2 separate regions of the Homo sapiens genome follow, and region 1 is linked to region 2. A link is a loop called in an ENCODE intact Hi-C map of the cell type or tissue named here. Cell type or tissue: MCF 10A. All regions are shown on one strand. Links, peaks and the distances in the headings refer to the core of each region. The heading gives the core; the rest is flanking DNA.

Region 1 (8,348 bases), core at 212-8,211, 400 kb before region 2:
TGAACATTTGTGTGCATATGTCTTTGTGGTAGATGATTTTATATTCCTCTGAGTATAAACCCAGTAATGAGATTGTTGGGTGAAATGGTAGTTCTGTTTTTAGCTCTTTGAGGAATTGCCACACTGTGGTTGAACTGATTTACACTCCCACCAACAGTGTATAAGTGTTCTCTTTTTCCCACAACCTTCTCAACATCTTGTTATTTTTTGACTTTTTATTAATAGTCATTTTGACTGGTGTGAGATGGTACCTCATTGTGGTTTTGATGTGCATTTCTCTAGTGATCAGTGATATTGAGCTTTTTTCATATGCTTGTTGGCTGCATGTATGTCTTCTTTTGAGAAGTGTCTGTTCATGTCCTTTTCCCACTTTGTAATGGTGTTGTTTGTTTTTCCCTTGTAAATTTGTTTAAGTACCTTATAGATGCTAGATATTAGACTTTTGTCAGATGCATAATTTGCAAATACTTTCTCCCATTGTGTAGGTTGTCTGTTTACTCTGTTGATAGTTTCTTTTGCTGTGCAGAAGCTCTTAAATTTAATTAGATCTCACTTGTCAATTTTTGCTTTCATTGTGATTGCTTTTGGTATCTTTGTCATGAAGTCTTTGTCTGTTTCCATGTCCAGGATAGTTTTGCCTAGGTTGTCTTCCAGGGTTTTTATAGTTTGGGGTTTTACATTTAAGTCTCTAATCCATCTTGTGTTGATTTTTGTATATGGTATAAAGAAGGGGTCCAGCTTCAGTCTTCTGCATATGGCCAGCCAGTTATCACAGCACCATTTATTGAATAGGGAGTCTTTTCCCCATTGCTTGTTTTTGTCAGCTTTGTTGAAGATTAGATGGTTGTAGATGTGCGGCCTTATTTCTGTGCTCTCCATTCTGTTTCATTGGTCTCTGTGCCTGTTTTTGTAACAGCACTATGCTGTTTTGGTTACTGTAGACTTGTAGTATAGTTTGAAGTGGGGCAGCATGATGCCTCCAGCTTTGTTCCTTTTGCTTAGGATTACCTTGGCTATTCAGGCTCTTTCTTGGTTCCAAACAAATTTTAAAATAGTTTTTTTCCTAGTTCTGTGAAGAATGTCATTGGTAGTTTGATAGGAATAGCATTGAATATGTAAATTGCTTTGGGCAACATAGCCATTTTAATGATATTGATTCTTCCTATCCATGAACATGGGATGGTTTTCCATTTGTGTCTTCTCTGATTTCTTTGAGCAGTGTTTTGTAATTCCCATTGTAGAGATCTTTCACCTTCCTGGTTAGCTGTATTCCTAGGTATTTCATTCTTTTTGTGGCAATTGTGAAGGGGATTGCCTTCCTGATTTGGCTGTTCGCTTGGCTGTTGTTGGTGTATAGCAAAGTTAGTGATTTTTGTATGTTGATTTTGTACACTGCAACTTTGCTGAAGTTGTTTATCAGCTGAAGGAGCTTTGAGCTGAGACTATGGGGTTTTCTAGATATAGAATCATGTGTCTGCAAGCAGGGATAGTTTGACTTCCTCTCTTCCTATGTGAATGCCCTTTATTTCTTTCTCTTGCCTGGCTTATCTAGTTAAAGTGTGATTATTATTATTAAATTATTTGAAAGTATCACTAAACACAGAAAGAGTATTATTAGACAATAATTCTATTTTAAGCTTATATGTACAAATGTTATTTATACTCTTTCAAAAATGTTTTATGCTGAAAAACCACAATACAGAAGTTTCTAACTTTAATTACCTGTGTGCTGCTTGAGAGCAAAAAAAGATACTGGTCAGATTGTGGGTCTGAAAACAAAAAAAGTTCTGTGGTATCTACTTCTCAAATTATTTAATTTAATGTGAGCTGAGAGCTTGTAAGGCAAATATGTCTGTCATAGACTTTACATACATCTAGACTGACAATGGCCTCAGGGACTTTGTACATTCGAATATAAAAGAAAAAAACTGTTTTTAAATGTTAGCTGCACTGACATGGAGACTTAATAAAAACTTAGTGTGTTGCATTAAACACAACACAAGCAGAAAAAGAAATGTAAATAATGGAACAGCAATAAAACTCCATCTTTACACTTATGTGCTTATTTCCGATTATAGCATACATTCAAATTAAACCACAGACTAAATATATACCCAAGCTTACTTTTTAAAAGTGAAGTTAAATGCATTAGAAAAGAATGATAGACTTTACCTCCTTCTCTTTGAACTATGTGATAGAGATGGACATTGTGTAGGATACGTTCCAGATCTTGGTCTGTATAACCTTTATCATGCATATCATCCACTGAATCAGGGTAAATGACTTGATCCCGAAGACTTCCAAGAGACATATATGGCCTTTAAAACACCAAGCACACAAGAATCCTAGTGGAAAGTCATGATAACTTACTCAGTGTGACAACTTGGTAGTCTGAAAACATCAGTGAAGACTTTAAACACTACATTTCCAGGATGATATTTGTTACCTGGCGATGAGTACTTCTCCCTCAGGCACTGCTAAACAATACCGTTATGTTTACATAAAAACTTACTGACACATGGACACAAGAAAAGCTTCTCCAAGAAATCATCTGACATTTTCTTTTTCTAAAAAATTCTATTTTATTTTATATTTTGTAGAGACAGGGTCTTGATATGTTTTCCCAGGCTAGTCTCAAACACCTGCCTCAAGTGATTCCTCCTAACTTGGCCTCCCAAAGCACTGGGATTACAGTTGTGAGCCATAGAACCCAGCCACATTTAACATTTTCAGCAGGGAAATATTGTATATACTTTGTTTCACTGTATTTGATAAAGATTGCTTCTGTAATTCATCTATAATTATTTGGGTGACATATTATACAATTTGGGTTTCGACCCAGCAATGTGAACAAACAAAACAAAAAAATTTAATTCATAGTAAGAAAAACACAAATTAAAACTACATTGAGTTTCTTACTAATCAGATTGGCAAAAATTCAACAACTTGGTAACTCACTCCACTGGCAGGCCTATGGGTAAGGGAATGTTCTCACACTACAGTGAAAATGCAGAATGGTACAACTCTTACAGAGGGGATTTGGCAAACTGACAGAGCATTTGTTGCCCTTTGACCTCCTTCTGGGAATTCACTCTGAAAATATACTTCTAAAAATACAAAAAAAGATGCATGAGGTTATTCATTACAGCTTATTTGTAATAGCAAAATACTGAAATACAACATAAATACCCATACAAAGAAGACAGACAGAATAAACTATAGTACATCCGCTAAGCAGCTGTAATAAAAGGATGAGGAAGACCTCTATAAACTGATATAGAGTGATTTCCATGATATATTGTTAAGTTGAAAAGCAAAATGCAAAAGTAGACTTACAGCAGGGTTTCTCAACAACGGCACTTTGGCTTATTGAACCAGATAATTCTTTATTGTCGAGGGCTACCCTGTGTACAGTAGGATGTTTAGCATTATGCCTGATGTCTACCCACTAGATGTCAGCAGCACCCCTTCCTGTAGTGAACAAAAATAATTGTCTCCAGATAATGCCAAATGTCCCTGGGGGACAAAATCTTCCCGGTTGAGAACCACTTCTATGTAAAAAGAAAGCAAAATGAAATATAGACATACCCATTTATATTTAAAAAAGGAAACACAGGAAGAGTAAACCTGAAACTAGTGAAGTTGGTTAGCTACAGGAGGTGGGAGGAACAAGGTGGAATGGATAGGCAGGAAAAGGCCTACGTATCCTTTCTATTAATAAAGTTTTTACTTTTGGAATCCCTCAAAGTGTTACTATTCAATAAATAAATAAAATTAAACCAACAAGAACGAAGGAAGAAACCTTAAAATTGAATACAAATAGAAACAATTTAACTGAACAGTATGTCCAAAGGATAAAGTAACCACACAGCGAAGGGGATGGAGGTGGGGATGAATTAATCCATGTAATTTTTGAACTTGGCTATATAATTTCAGTCAAAGACAGAAAGAATCAGGCGGAAATTTTAAACTTTACTTGCAAGTTTATTTTTGCTAATGATATAGGGGTAGCAATTCTGAAACTATTTTATGTATATTGTAGGATTGGTTACGTAAGTAAATGGTTTGGTAATGTTAGGAGCAAGGGTTCTCACTGTGGAAGAAGAAAGATACAAACATGCTGTGTGGGAAGGCAAGAGAAAAACTAATTTTAATTTGAGTATCAGTATGAATTTATGTTTTTTAATAAAAAAATTTCTAGCCCTATCTACATCTGGAACAGTCTAATATTATCCTTTGAGAAGCACACAGCATCATTTCAGTAATGCAATAAATTCAATTGTGGACCCAAAAAGATCCATCTTAATCCAGACCCCCCCATATCTGTAAATGAAACCTTATTTAGGAACAGAGTCTTTGCAGATTTAATTAAGGTTCTTGAGACGAGATCATCCTGGATTAACCAGATGAGTCCTAAATCCAATAAATGCTCTTATCAAATGAGAAGAAACACAGGAAAGAAAAGAAAGCCACGTGAAGAAGGAGACAGAGATGGGAGTTACTGCCGCCACAAACGAAGGAATGCTTGGCACCACCAGAAGCTGGAAAAGAGGCAGGAAATAATTCTCCCCAAGAGCCTTCAGAGGGCGTGGATTGCCAATACTTTGACTTCGGGTGTTCAGGAATGCGAGAAAATAAATTTCTGTTGTTCAAACCGCCAAGTGTTTGGTAATTTGTAGCCCTTAGAAACTAATACAAGTAGTATTTCTGTAAAAAGTTTATAACCTGAATCACATCACGGAGAAACTATCAGACAAACCCAAATTGAGGTGTTCTCTTAAAAAAAAAAAGCAATAGTCTGGCATTCTTTAAAAATATCAATGTCATATAAAATAAAGAAATGCTGAGAAACTCTTTCGAATAAAAGAAACTATAATAAATAGACATGGCAACTAAGTGCAGTGCATGACAATGGATTGGGAAAAACAAGTTGCTCTATAAAGTACAGTGTTATGACAATTGCTGAAATTTAAATATGGACTGTATTTTAGATACTAATATATAAATGTCAGATTTCCTGAATTTGATAAGTATACTGTAGTTACCTAAGAGAATATCCCTGTTCTTTGAAAATATACCCTAAATTAATTAGGGGTAAAGGTGTATGATTACTGCAACTTGATTAAAAAATACAAGGTGTATATTGTGTGTGTATGCCTGGAGAGAGAAAGAAAGAGAAGGAGAGGTTTTCAAATACAAAATGTGTTTTGTGGATGAATTATCTACCTATTTTCCCATGGTACACAAGCCATTAGGTTGAAGGATAGACAGCACAAGCTTATTTTATAATATATTTAATTATTATTTGAATTCAAAATGTTTATATTTTACTTGTACATGTGTATGTTCATATAAGAAGACTTTGCAATGAAATTATTACAAATATAAGGAAGCTTTGGTCTGGGTTTTTTTTTTTTTTTTTTTTGAGACGGAGTCTCGCTTTGTCGCCCAGGCTGGAGTGCAGTGGCGCCATCTCGGTGGCTCACTGCAAGCTCCGCCTCCCGGGTTCTCGCTGTTCTCTTGTCAGCCTCCCAAGTAGCTGGGACTACAGGCGTCTGTCACCACGCCTGGCTAATTTTTTGTATTTTTAGTAGAGACGGGGTTTTACCGTGTTAGCCAGGATGGTCTTGATCTCCTGACCTCGTGTTCCGCCCACCTCGGCCTCCCAAAGTGCTGGGATTACAGGTGTGAGCCACCGCACCCAGCCCTATCTGAGCTATTGTTATTTAAATGATGTAACGATGTATAAAAATTGCTCACTTTGAAAACTGATGTGAATGAGAATGTTGATGAATATGTATAAAAGTATTCATAAGCTTATATATTTATTGAGGACTAATCAAATATTGTTTTATTAAAGTTCAATTTTTTGTCAATTATTGTTTTATGATCATGTGAAATGGTAAAAATAATACATTCTATATATGTTTGATGTACATAGCAACTAAAGCCGCTTAGGTTTTTATTAAAATAATGATTTTAAAATATTATTATAATGTTAAAGCCACCACTGAATTCTCTGGAAAGACTGTGTCAAGAAAATTCGGGATGACATTTACTCAATTTGAAAGCACAAGGAAACGGAGGACCCTATAGCCAATGTTTATATAATTAGTTTGCATGTGATTCTCTTTCCAGCTCAAAGTTCTGGAATTTAACATTTTGAGTCAGTTCAAGTTTCTGTAGTCCTACCAAAGTTATACATAATAGATAAGCACTCAAAGTACCCTTTACTAAACTTTCCTTTCTAGATATATAGACCTATTCAGATAATCTTCTAAATATTTCAGGTAGATCAATTACCATGTTAGAATGTTACTGGCTCACTTGCTCTGGCTCATTACAAAGGAGATCATGCAACATATCTAACATAAGCAACAAAAGAAATGGTCAGATTGCTCCTCATTAGTAGCTATCAAAAAAGAAATATTAACTAGTTTTAATTTACTTTCTATAAGTAAAACCCAGAATCATCTCTATATGTTATGGAAAAGATAGCAAAATAAATCCATAGGTGTCACATGTGGATCATTTAACAAATAATCCTTATTTAAACAATTATAATAATTATAATAATTGTTTTTTCTTGGGAATCTACAATTCTTTCAAATGTATATATAGTTAAAATTCAATTATAATAGTAAAATTATTTGAGATAAAATTCATTCCCCATGATTATGGCTTTTTATAGTTTTGTTACTAATGTCTCAAGGTGCTTTTATACTTTGCATTATATTCCCACTTTTCTGCATTAACATCTAAGTAATCTGACAGTGATTTTTTTTTTTTGGTAAAATGTATTGATGTTTGTTAGAGTTACTTTTTTATTATTCTCTAAGACAAAGCTAGAAAGAATGGGAAAGCACTGAGAAGTGTTAGCTGTATCTATGTGCTTGGAGCTTCTGAATGACACAAAATTCTAAATATTTCCTAAATTGAGAGCAAAAAACCAATTCAAATCCAGAGGAGAAAAAAAAGTGTGACATGAAAGGCCTATATGCAGAGAAAACAAATTTTTAAAGTAATCATATAAAATTTAATTGGAACAATATTGATAAAAATTTTGCAGCAATGTTAACTGTATTTAAGGCATGAGATGTGTTAAGTTTAAGAATAATGTACCACTAAGTACTGCTGTGTTGTCGTAGCAAAAGAAGTTAACAATCTGAAAGGCATAAAATTTAACTATCAATAATTCACATAACTATACATGCTGGAACCAATCATTGCATCAGGGTTTTTCATGCATAGAAAGAACTAGATTTGAGTCATTTATAGTATTCTTAAAAAATGTGTGATAATAAGAAGAAATATTCAAGTGAAAATAGATATTTACTATTACTGAAATTATATCTTTTGGATAAGATATTTCTAGATTCCAAAACAGAGATGAGAATAGCCTCTTAAGAGCAGGGATGAGGTTTATTTCCAAGTAATAAAAATAATATTAGGCCAGGTGCAGTGGCTCGCATCTGTAATCCCCGTAATTTGGGAGGCCAAGCTGGGTGAATCACCTGAGGTCAGAAGTTTGAGACCAGCCTGCTCAACATGGTGAAACCCCATCTCTACTAAAAATGCAAAAATTAGCCAGGTGTGGTGGCACACACCTGTAATCCCAGCTACTTGGGAGGCTGAGGCACAAGAATCTCTTGAACCCTGGAGACAGAGGTTGCAGTGAGCCAAGATTGTGTCACTGAACTCCAGCCTGGGCAATAGAGTGAGACACTGTCTCAATAAGTAAATAAATAAATATATTATTAGTGGAAGAATTAAAGTATTGCTAAGCTGTTAAAAATGCAAATTTCTGTAAAAGTCAACTTTAAGAGTATTTATCATTATATCAGATTACCATTTAAATTGCTGATATTTGACCTATAAAAATTGCAGTTCCATATGGTTTAATGTAATAGTACTCATAAAATGAGAAAAACTTTTGAGTGAGAGGGGAGTTTTTTCATTATTACTTTTATAAATGAGCCCTTAGAAAAGTTAAAGATTTTAAAAAGTATCTTTAGCATTCTTCCAAGCCATAGAAAGCTATAGAAAATTGTGTTTACATTTATAGATCTCTTTAAAAGAGATTTAAAAAAACTGAACTGTACCAACTACTACACAGGAGGAACTAAAATGTACAACTTCTATTTCTGTCAACTGACTGCCCAAAGGTATTTATACAAAGATTACTTGGCTGTAAGTCTAACAGTCAGAAAGCAAGGAATAGAAGTCAATTTGCTACAGCAATGCTACTAAGCCTTCCTTGTGGTTAAAATAATTTTCTAAAAAAGGACATGTTAAATGACAGATATTTATCCCCATCATAAAGAGAATTTTGCAACATACCTACTGCA
Region 2 (8,348 bases), core at 79-8,078:
AAGACACATCTAAAGCTTGAATGCTAAAATGAAATGTTTACAAAATCCAGCAGTGGTCACATACCTTATAGTCTGCCCATTAAATGCCAGACTTGAGATCACAGGCAGCTTAATCAACAAAAATCAAACTCCAAACCTTTTCTGTTCTCTGCAGTAGGGTGGTTCTTTACCTCTTTTCATGCTACCATATCATACCTCCTTCAATAAGTCATGATACGAAAAATGGAGTAAAGAATTTGTCTTAGTCCATTTCAGCTGCTATAATAGTGCCATAAACTTAGGGGTTTATATACAATAAATGTTTATTTCTCACCATTCTGGAGGCTGGGAAATCCAAGATCAAGGCTCCAGAAGATTCACTGTGCGGTGAGGGCCTGTGTCTTGGTTCAGGCAGCACATCACTGTGTCCTCACATGACGGGAGGGGAGAGATCTCTCTCAGGCTTTTAAAATAAAGGCCTTGGTTCCAATTGTGAGGGTTCCACCATGACCTAATCACCTCCCAAAGGCCCCATATCCTAATATAAATCCTAACCTCCAGGTGAGGATTTATATTAGGAGATGGGGTCATCGGGAGATGGGGCCTAACCTTGGGGTTAGGATTTCAATATATGAATTGGGGTGGGGAGTAGGGACACAAACATTTGGACCATTGCAGAATTATTTTCAAAGCATACACATATTCTGGAGATACTGATCCATGCCTGTTTACTACACGTTCACCCACCTCGTCGCCACTGATTTATCTGAGCTCTCAATCTATGAGGTGCTTCGTGATATGAACTAGTGCATGGTTTCTCAAACTATGGAGGAAGGACCAATGTTTTTTAAGTTCAATCTGTTGCAGATTGATACTTTTGTTAAATACAACGAAATGAATTACTGAAAAAAAATGAAAAAAGGCACACAAAATACAATTTTGAAAACTAAATTCAATAGACATAAAATTACGGTGACTGATTGCTATAAAACTTTCTATATGCCTACTCTCTTTTTCTGTATTTAACCTGTATTTAAGCAGACCAAAAAAAAAAAGATTTTTTAAATGTATCTTAGCAGACAAAAAAAAAAAGAGGGAGGGTGTTTATGGACAGAAATCAGTCTGTAGACCACACTGATCAAACCGACCAATTTCAAAGAGAACAAATCTCAGGCATATCTATGGTGCTTGCCAACAGTCTGAGTTGGCATGAAGTTTATTTCCTCGAAGGCAACAAGCCTGGTCTTGGTTAAAGCTGCCATTTGTGCCTAGATTATGACTGTGTACTGAGTTGAGCCATCAAAAGGCATGTTATTTCCTAGAGACACAAGGATATCAGCAATTGAGGGCAAGATTTAAATACCTAGAGATAATAAAAATCTTAAGCTTTGATCATAAACTATAAATTTAACAACCTGGTTTCCCCTTTGGCTGCCTTTAAGCTATAACCTTTTAGTTTTAAGAAAAATGGCTTTCCCTGGACAAAGCCTAAGTTAATCATAGCTCCAGTCAATCATATCCAAAGAAAACAAACCTATAGCTTCACATCATGGCAAGATTGCCATGAATGAAATATTAAAATGTCAAACAAGATGTGGTCTCTGCCCCCAAGGATTTTAATGTAGACAGACAAATATGTCAACAAACAATGACAAAATAATGAGGTAAGTGCTGCAACTGACACATGTATAAAAATCATGATACATCTATACACTGCTGATTCCCAAATTCATATCTCCAAATTTGCCCTGTCTCTTGAACCGAAAACTTGCTCACCAACTGTCTACTCAATTTCTTCAGCTGGATGTCTAAAAGACATCTCAAATGAAATGTGTCAAAAGCAAACTCCTGACTCCCTTCCCCAAAATAATAACAATAACCTGTTTCTCTCACAGTCCTTCTCAATTAATAGCTACTGCATCCTTTGAGATATTCAAACAGCTATGAATTTAGTAATCAACAGCATGTAGAAGGTACCTGAGACCATGATCTTTATACATTTATACACTGTTTTTTCTTAAAACCAAAAGGTTACTTGAAAAGCTGCCAAAGGTCAAATTTATTTTTTTTCACTTTTTGATAAATTACAAATATATTTTCTTGTAATAAAGCATCATCGGATTCCTGGGATTATCCTTTATTACTACAGTTTAATCTTTTTAATATAATGCTGTCATATACTTGTGAGTGCTTATTTTGTATTATTATTCTATCAAAATAATTTTGAGGCTTTTTCTAAAAATAACTTTTGAAATATTTTTCTTACTGTAAAAGTACTGTTTAATATAGTAAAACATTAAAATAAAGGCACACAAGAAAAAGAGTGAAATCCCCCACTGACCCTCCAATTCTACCCGTGAAAATCATCACTATTAATTCTTTGCCTTGGTCTGAACTTAGTAAATCCCCTATTGATAAATGTTTAGATGGTTTCCAGTTTTTCGCGACTACAAACAATATTGCAAGGAACAATCTTCTAGATGTACATATCTTTGCATATATGTAGGGACAGTTTTTTTTAAATAGATTCCCAGATGCAAAAATGCTGGGCCGAAAGTTTTGTAAATGTCTTATTTTTAACAGTGCTAAATTGCCACTTTAAAATGTTGTACCAATATAAGCTGCCACCAAGTAATAATGTGTAAAAGAGTAATCATTTTTTCATACTTTGGCACATTGGTATTATCAATATTCTAATCATCAACAACATAATTGTTGAAAAAAATTATTGCATTGTTTTAATTTATATTACTTTAACTGGTGGAAAATAAAGATCTTTTCATATATCTATTAGTCAGATATGTTACTTATTGTGTGAGTTATCTTTCATGAAACTTGCCTGTTTTTATATTTAAAAAAAGAGGAAGGAAGGAAGGAGAAAAAGAAAGAAAGAATGAACGAAAGAAAGAAAGAAGAAAGAAAAAAGAAAACAAAGGAAAGAAAGAAAGAGAAAAAGAATGAATGAAAAAAAGAGGAAGAAGAAGAAGACTAGGAGGAGGAGGGGAAGGAGGAGGAGGGGGAGGAGAGGGAGAAAAGGAAGGAGGGAGGGAGGGAGGGAAGAAGGGAGGGAGGGAGGAAGGAAGGAAGGAAGGAAGGAAGGAAGGAAGGAAGGGGGGGAGGAAAATGCTGCTAAAGAGGAAACCAAGTTGTTAAATTCATAGCTTATGACCAAAGCTTAAGATTTTTATCATATATAAGTCAAAAACCTTTGAGTCATCTTTCATTCCTCTTCTTCTAATATCCCCATCCAATGCATCAGTAAATATTGTTAACTCTATACGTCGCCTCCTCTCACAACCCCCATAGCAATCACCTAGGCCTAGGCCACCAGCATCTCTTTCCCAAATTATTCCAACAGCCTCCAATTTAAGGGGCCAGATTCCACCATTGTCTCACTCCATGTACTCTGAGCGCAGGAGCCAGATGAGCCTTTGTAAACCTAAGTCTGCTGTGTCAGTCCTCTACTCATAACCCTTCAGTGGCTTCCCTTCTCATTCTTGAATAAAAGCCTAAATCCTCACAGTCCCTACATAATCTGGTCTTCTGCCCTTACCCCCTGAAACTCTCCATGCCAATTCTGCTTTACCCACACAGACTCAGATAGCCACATGGCTCACTCTCCTCACGTATTTTAGTCTTTTGAATACATGCCACCTCTCTGACTTTCCTGGACCAACCTATAAAAAGGTGCAACCCTCTTGCCTCAATATCCTCAACCATCCTTTATCAATCTGCTCATTAAATTTTACCTTTTATCACCATTATCTGTTAACATTTATTACCACCTTCATATGTTTATGTGTTCCTTGGTCACCCCTCCCCACTAGAAATAAAACTTTAAGGCAGGCTTCCTTTCATTCATCACTGCCAAATCTTCAGTGCCCCCAATGGTGCCTGGCATGTAACAGGTATTCATTTTCTGAGTGAATGAATAATCAAAAATGGATGTCTTGCTCTGGCTGGGTTATGGAGAATGCCAGGGAAGAAGACACACACAACCAATGACACTGAAACTAGGTCTTAAAAGAAGATTCAGGCTTGACTGACATGGAAAGGGCTAAAAATATCATCGCCATATGCACAACTTTTTTTCCACAAAGTCTTGCATAAGAATACACTGTAGGGAAGCAGACTTTTAATGTTCTAGTTGAGAGAATCCCCAGTAAAGAAATTAATCCCCATGATCCAGAAGAGGATCAAGGTTTGGGTAAACAAAAAGAAAATTGCCACTGCTGTCAGGAAATTTTACAGATGAGAAATTACTGTAAAATACATCAAGCTCCTAAATAATGTAAATGTGTTCTTAGTGATCGGTTTATGGTTGCATCCACACTTGGGTTTTTTGGCCACAAAATCACAATTTTATTCTCCTGGAGTTTTCTCTGATAGGACTATAGCTCTAATTTTTAACAGGAAGCCAGTGAGGAGAAAATATTATTCCAAGTCTAGGACTCCTTCCTTTTATATACAGTTCTATTGTTCTATGTCTACTCTAGTAACACCTATGGCCATGTATTCTGGAGTCATAACGATCAAATATTAGTTCCTTTTATTATATAAAGTAGTCTTACACATATTTATTTACTTCTTTATTTCTCATCTTCCTCCCACTGGAAAGTGAGTTCCTTCTAACAGAGCAGGAATGTCTCTATCTCTTCACAATATCCCTGAGGACAGAAGAGGGCCAAGCACACAGAGTACTCAATAAATGCTCAATGATTGAATGAATAACATTCACATGAGAGATAAATACATATTTTACATGGGGAGTGTGGACTTTAACTTCTAACACATGTTCCAGCAGTGCATTCTCCTCTGAGTAAGAGTTCTTCTACTTAACAACATTATCAAAAGTACAAGAAGGATGTGCCCACACTTGGATTTCTGGCTGTACTGTATTCTGGGGATAGTATCTCAGCACACACCAGGGAAGCACAAAATCTGGGGAATGGGTGCTCTATTCACCCATAGTGCTGAACAGTGCTGAAGGAAACAGGGCAAAAGCAGGCAAAGGGATTTTCTTGCAACCCTGGTTCTAGGGCTACGACTAGGTGGTTGTGACACTGTGGGGGGCCTCCATTGCCCCCTAGTGGCAGCTGTGCTTGGGACACTTCAATATATTAATATCCATACTTTATGTATGCATTATATGATCACAGTTTAGAAACTTTAAGCAATGCCAACTCTCTCTACAACAAAAGCTCTAATCAGAGCTTTTCAAACCTCCAAACTCACACAAACACATACTCAAATTAGTCTCAATTGTATTCGATTCTCAAACCTAGGCTTCAAGGTTCAAGTCTCCTTTTTTCATCAACGGAGCTCTCTCTCTCCCCCTGAAGTGTGTGCCAAACACTGATTTTCCTCCTGTAAAGTGAAGGCTTGGACCAGATTAGGTCTTTCCTAAAAATCAATCTGTGAGCCTGTACTGGTCCACAGAGAAGTTTCCTCTGATTTGCAGACAGTTATCTTGTTCCTTATACAGTCTTAACTTCACGGAGTTCAACCATGAAAGACTGTGTTTTTCTCTACTTACTTCACACAGCAGTGCTTTGTAGAACTGCCCACAGTTTCTCATAGATAGCAGAGTTCTCAAATCCTTTTCCTCAATTTGTGTAAGTCCATTTGCTTTAAAACTTCAATCTTATATCTGGGTTAAAGCTTTTTCCTTCATCTCAAATGGGCTCCAAGTGACATCGTAGCCCTACCACATGATAGTTTTTCAGGCCACTCCAGTGCTCTGCTCCCATCATCTTCCGTGTTCACCCCACTCCCCTGCTGCCATCATGCTCCAGTGTTCCTACTTAAGTAGACACAGGAGGCAGATTAGCAAGGACGCCTCATAAGTGCATGTCTAGCTAGGCAATGGGATGTTAGCCTCTCCCAGTCAAGCAGGTCCCTCTCATGTTTACCAATGATTTTCTTGATCTGTATTGGTTGGTTTGGGATGTGAGGAAGACCCCTCTCTTCCCACATGGGTGCTCTCTTTAGAATACAGGCTACTTACCAGCCCCTTTGTCCTCTGCTGCTTTGGACCCCCACCCATCCACAGCATCAATTCAGGGCAATAAAAATATGTCCCACTCACCATCCTATTATTTTTTCTTGTGTGTCAGTATGAAGTTGCCTAATATTCTTTGTTTGAAAGTATTGTCCTTCATTTCAAGATTATATTCTACTATCTTTTTAAAAAAAAATGAAACGGTGATGGTAGTTGAGTTATTTTGTTTCTGATGTAAAATCAAAAGCTTTTATAGCTCACCCATCCTGCCCTTATAGCTCACACATCCTGATTTGGTGAGCCTGAATGTTCTGCAGGCATCCTTGTTCCTCTTCTTTGATTGCAATTATGCTTAAGATCTCAGTAAGATGCATGCTACCATTGCCCCAAAGCTGATTTACAAAGGAGAGAGAAACAGCAATTGTAGCAGGGATTACAGCTTTATCCAAAATACCACCACTGAGCTCCCCTGGTACCTGTGACCTTGCTCAGCGATGCCTGATGTAGGGGTAGAAGAGAGGAGTGAGGGAGGTGCCTTCATTTGCCCTGAATTGATATTGTGAATGGGTGGGGGTCCAAAGCAGGAGAGGACAAAGGGGCGATTAAGCAGCCTATATTCTAAAGAGAGCACACACATGAGGACCCAAGTGATTACGTTGTGCTTTCTACCCTTATTCTATTTTCATTCTGAATATTCCATGGATCACACCATTTCTCCCCTGACAGATGCTAGCATGATATGCAAACTCAATACTGGGCAAGAGAAAAACAGAATATTACTACCACAGAGGTGGCAGGGAGAAAGACAATAGCAGGTTGGCTGAATTCTACCACTCTACCTTTTACAGCTCATAGCCATTTTCTTTCACTCATTTTCATCTTTCTTTCTATTTTTCTCTTGCTCTATTTTGCCACTTTCCCCTGTCACTGTTTTCCTTCCTTTTCATCCCCTTCCTAGGGTTAATTATGGAAAATGGCCGTGACAGTTAAAAATGAAAGAGACATCACTTAAGATTCTTATAACCCAAAAAGCTCAACAAGCTTGGAGTACTCATATTTACTAACATATATGTTCTTAGTAGTAGTAGTATTAACAGGTGTATGTCATTATAGTTTACATTTGGGACCACCAAGATTAGACAGAAAGATTAAATGGCAATGAAAATATAAGGCAGAAAAGCACAAATTCATATTGTAGCTTCTATTTTCCAAATGTGTTAAAATTGACACAATCAAATTACTACCATTTTCTCACACAGAAAAACTGGGGCTGTGTCCTTGTTATTTTCCTTTCCTTAACCAAAATAAAATCTATCACTTAGCTCACAAAGCATTTTTCAATTTGCTGACTTAAATATTTAAAATTGACAGATATGAGTACAGTTACATATACATACATATACATGTAATATATTTAAAGTTTATTGCTCTCTTTTCTTTTAAGGAAAACAAAACTGAAGATGCATCTTATTTTACAATTCTAAAGTACTTATGCATTTAAGAGGAATAATATTGTAATAAAGATTTTAATTCTCAAATATAAAACGTTTTATTTCATCTCTGTATCACAGTAACCATCACATTTTTAGATATACATAAATAGCAATGACTATTCAAGAAATATTACTGATAAAAATTTCCAATAATTTGACTTTGATATTTTATCATCACTACTCAATTTTTAATGCTAATCTTTTATGGCAATCCTATTTTAGAAGCTAATAAACATAAAAGGCAAGCTTTTAGTGGAAACTATGAAGTGAAACAATGTAGTCTGGCTACCATTTCTCAGATGCTGTTTAAGAGATAGATGCAGAGCAAATCCCTGATGGCTTTACTCCTGCATCTTCCATGTGTGAGCCAGTTGCTAGGAAACGTGAAAGACAGGGATTCAGTAAAAACTGCAGAACAATGAGCTAGCTTAAGAGTTATCTGAATACTAACACATATCCTTCATAAACTGTTGTCAACATTAGAAGACTGAAGATTACATGTGATGTTTTTCCAGAGAAACTGATTTTGATGTAGTCCCATCTCTTTTGGACTGAAAAACATAATTGAGATACAAGCAAGACTTATTGCTTATTTAATAGGTCATGAGCCATTAATTGATATAAAAGTGTTATGTTCTTATGTAATGATTAGGAAAATCTTTGCATTCATCTGTAGAAAAGGGTGGAGAAAATTCAAAAGCCTACAAATATTTCCAAACAACATTGAATTTACTATTCTTTCTAAGAAAACAGACACGTATTTGTTTCTTATCTACTTAAATATCATTTAAATCTAATTGAAAAGCAAGGAGCAAAGGAAACATACACAGATTTGTTTAATAATAATAATAAAAATTCTCATCATTTAGCTTTAA

Evidence for each region. A loop is a pair of places that touch in the nucleus more often than their neighbours do. Peaks named below come from ENCODE experiments on the same cell type or tissue, not always from the same donor. Only the 100,000 strongest peaks of a DNase experiment are listed, where the experiment ranks them.
Region 1: it touches region 2 in a loop (10-fold over the local background); 12 of 110 quality-filtered maps call a loop at or near these places.

Annotation. Positions count from the first base shown.
Region 1 is chr12:39,583,980-39,592,327 of GRCh38, forward strand. ABCD2 (ATP binding cassette subfamily D member 2) reads right to left here. Exons shown (of 10, transcript NM_005164.4): 7 at 2,173-2,318. Among named protein-coding and RNA genes, the nearest start is that of ABCD2, 32 kb to the right of the region's middle. In MCF 10A, for the core only: a CTCF peak has its summit at 3,448 (motif pointing right); a DNase peak (open chromatin) is centred at 3,472.
Region 2 is chr12:39,985,640-39,993,987 of GRCh38, forward strand. The region is part of intron 3 of SLC2A13 (solute carrier family 2 member 13); the gene reads right to left. Among named protein-coding and RNA genes, the nearest start is that of SLC2A13, 120 kb to the right of the region's middle. In MCF 10A, for the core only: CTCF peaks have their summits at 5,063 (motif pointing left) and 5,263; a DNase peak (open chromatin) is centred at 5,042.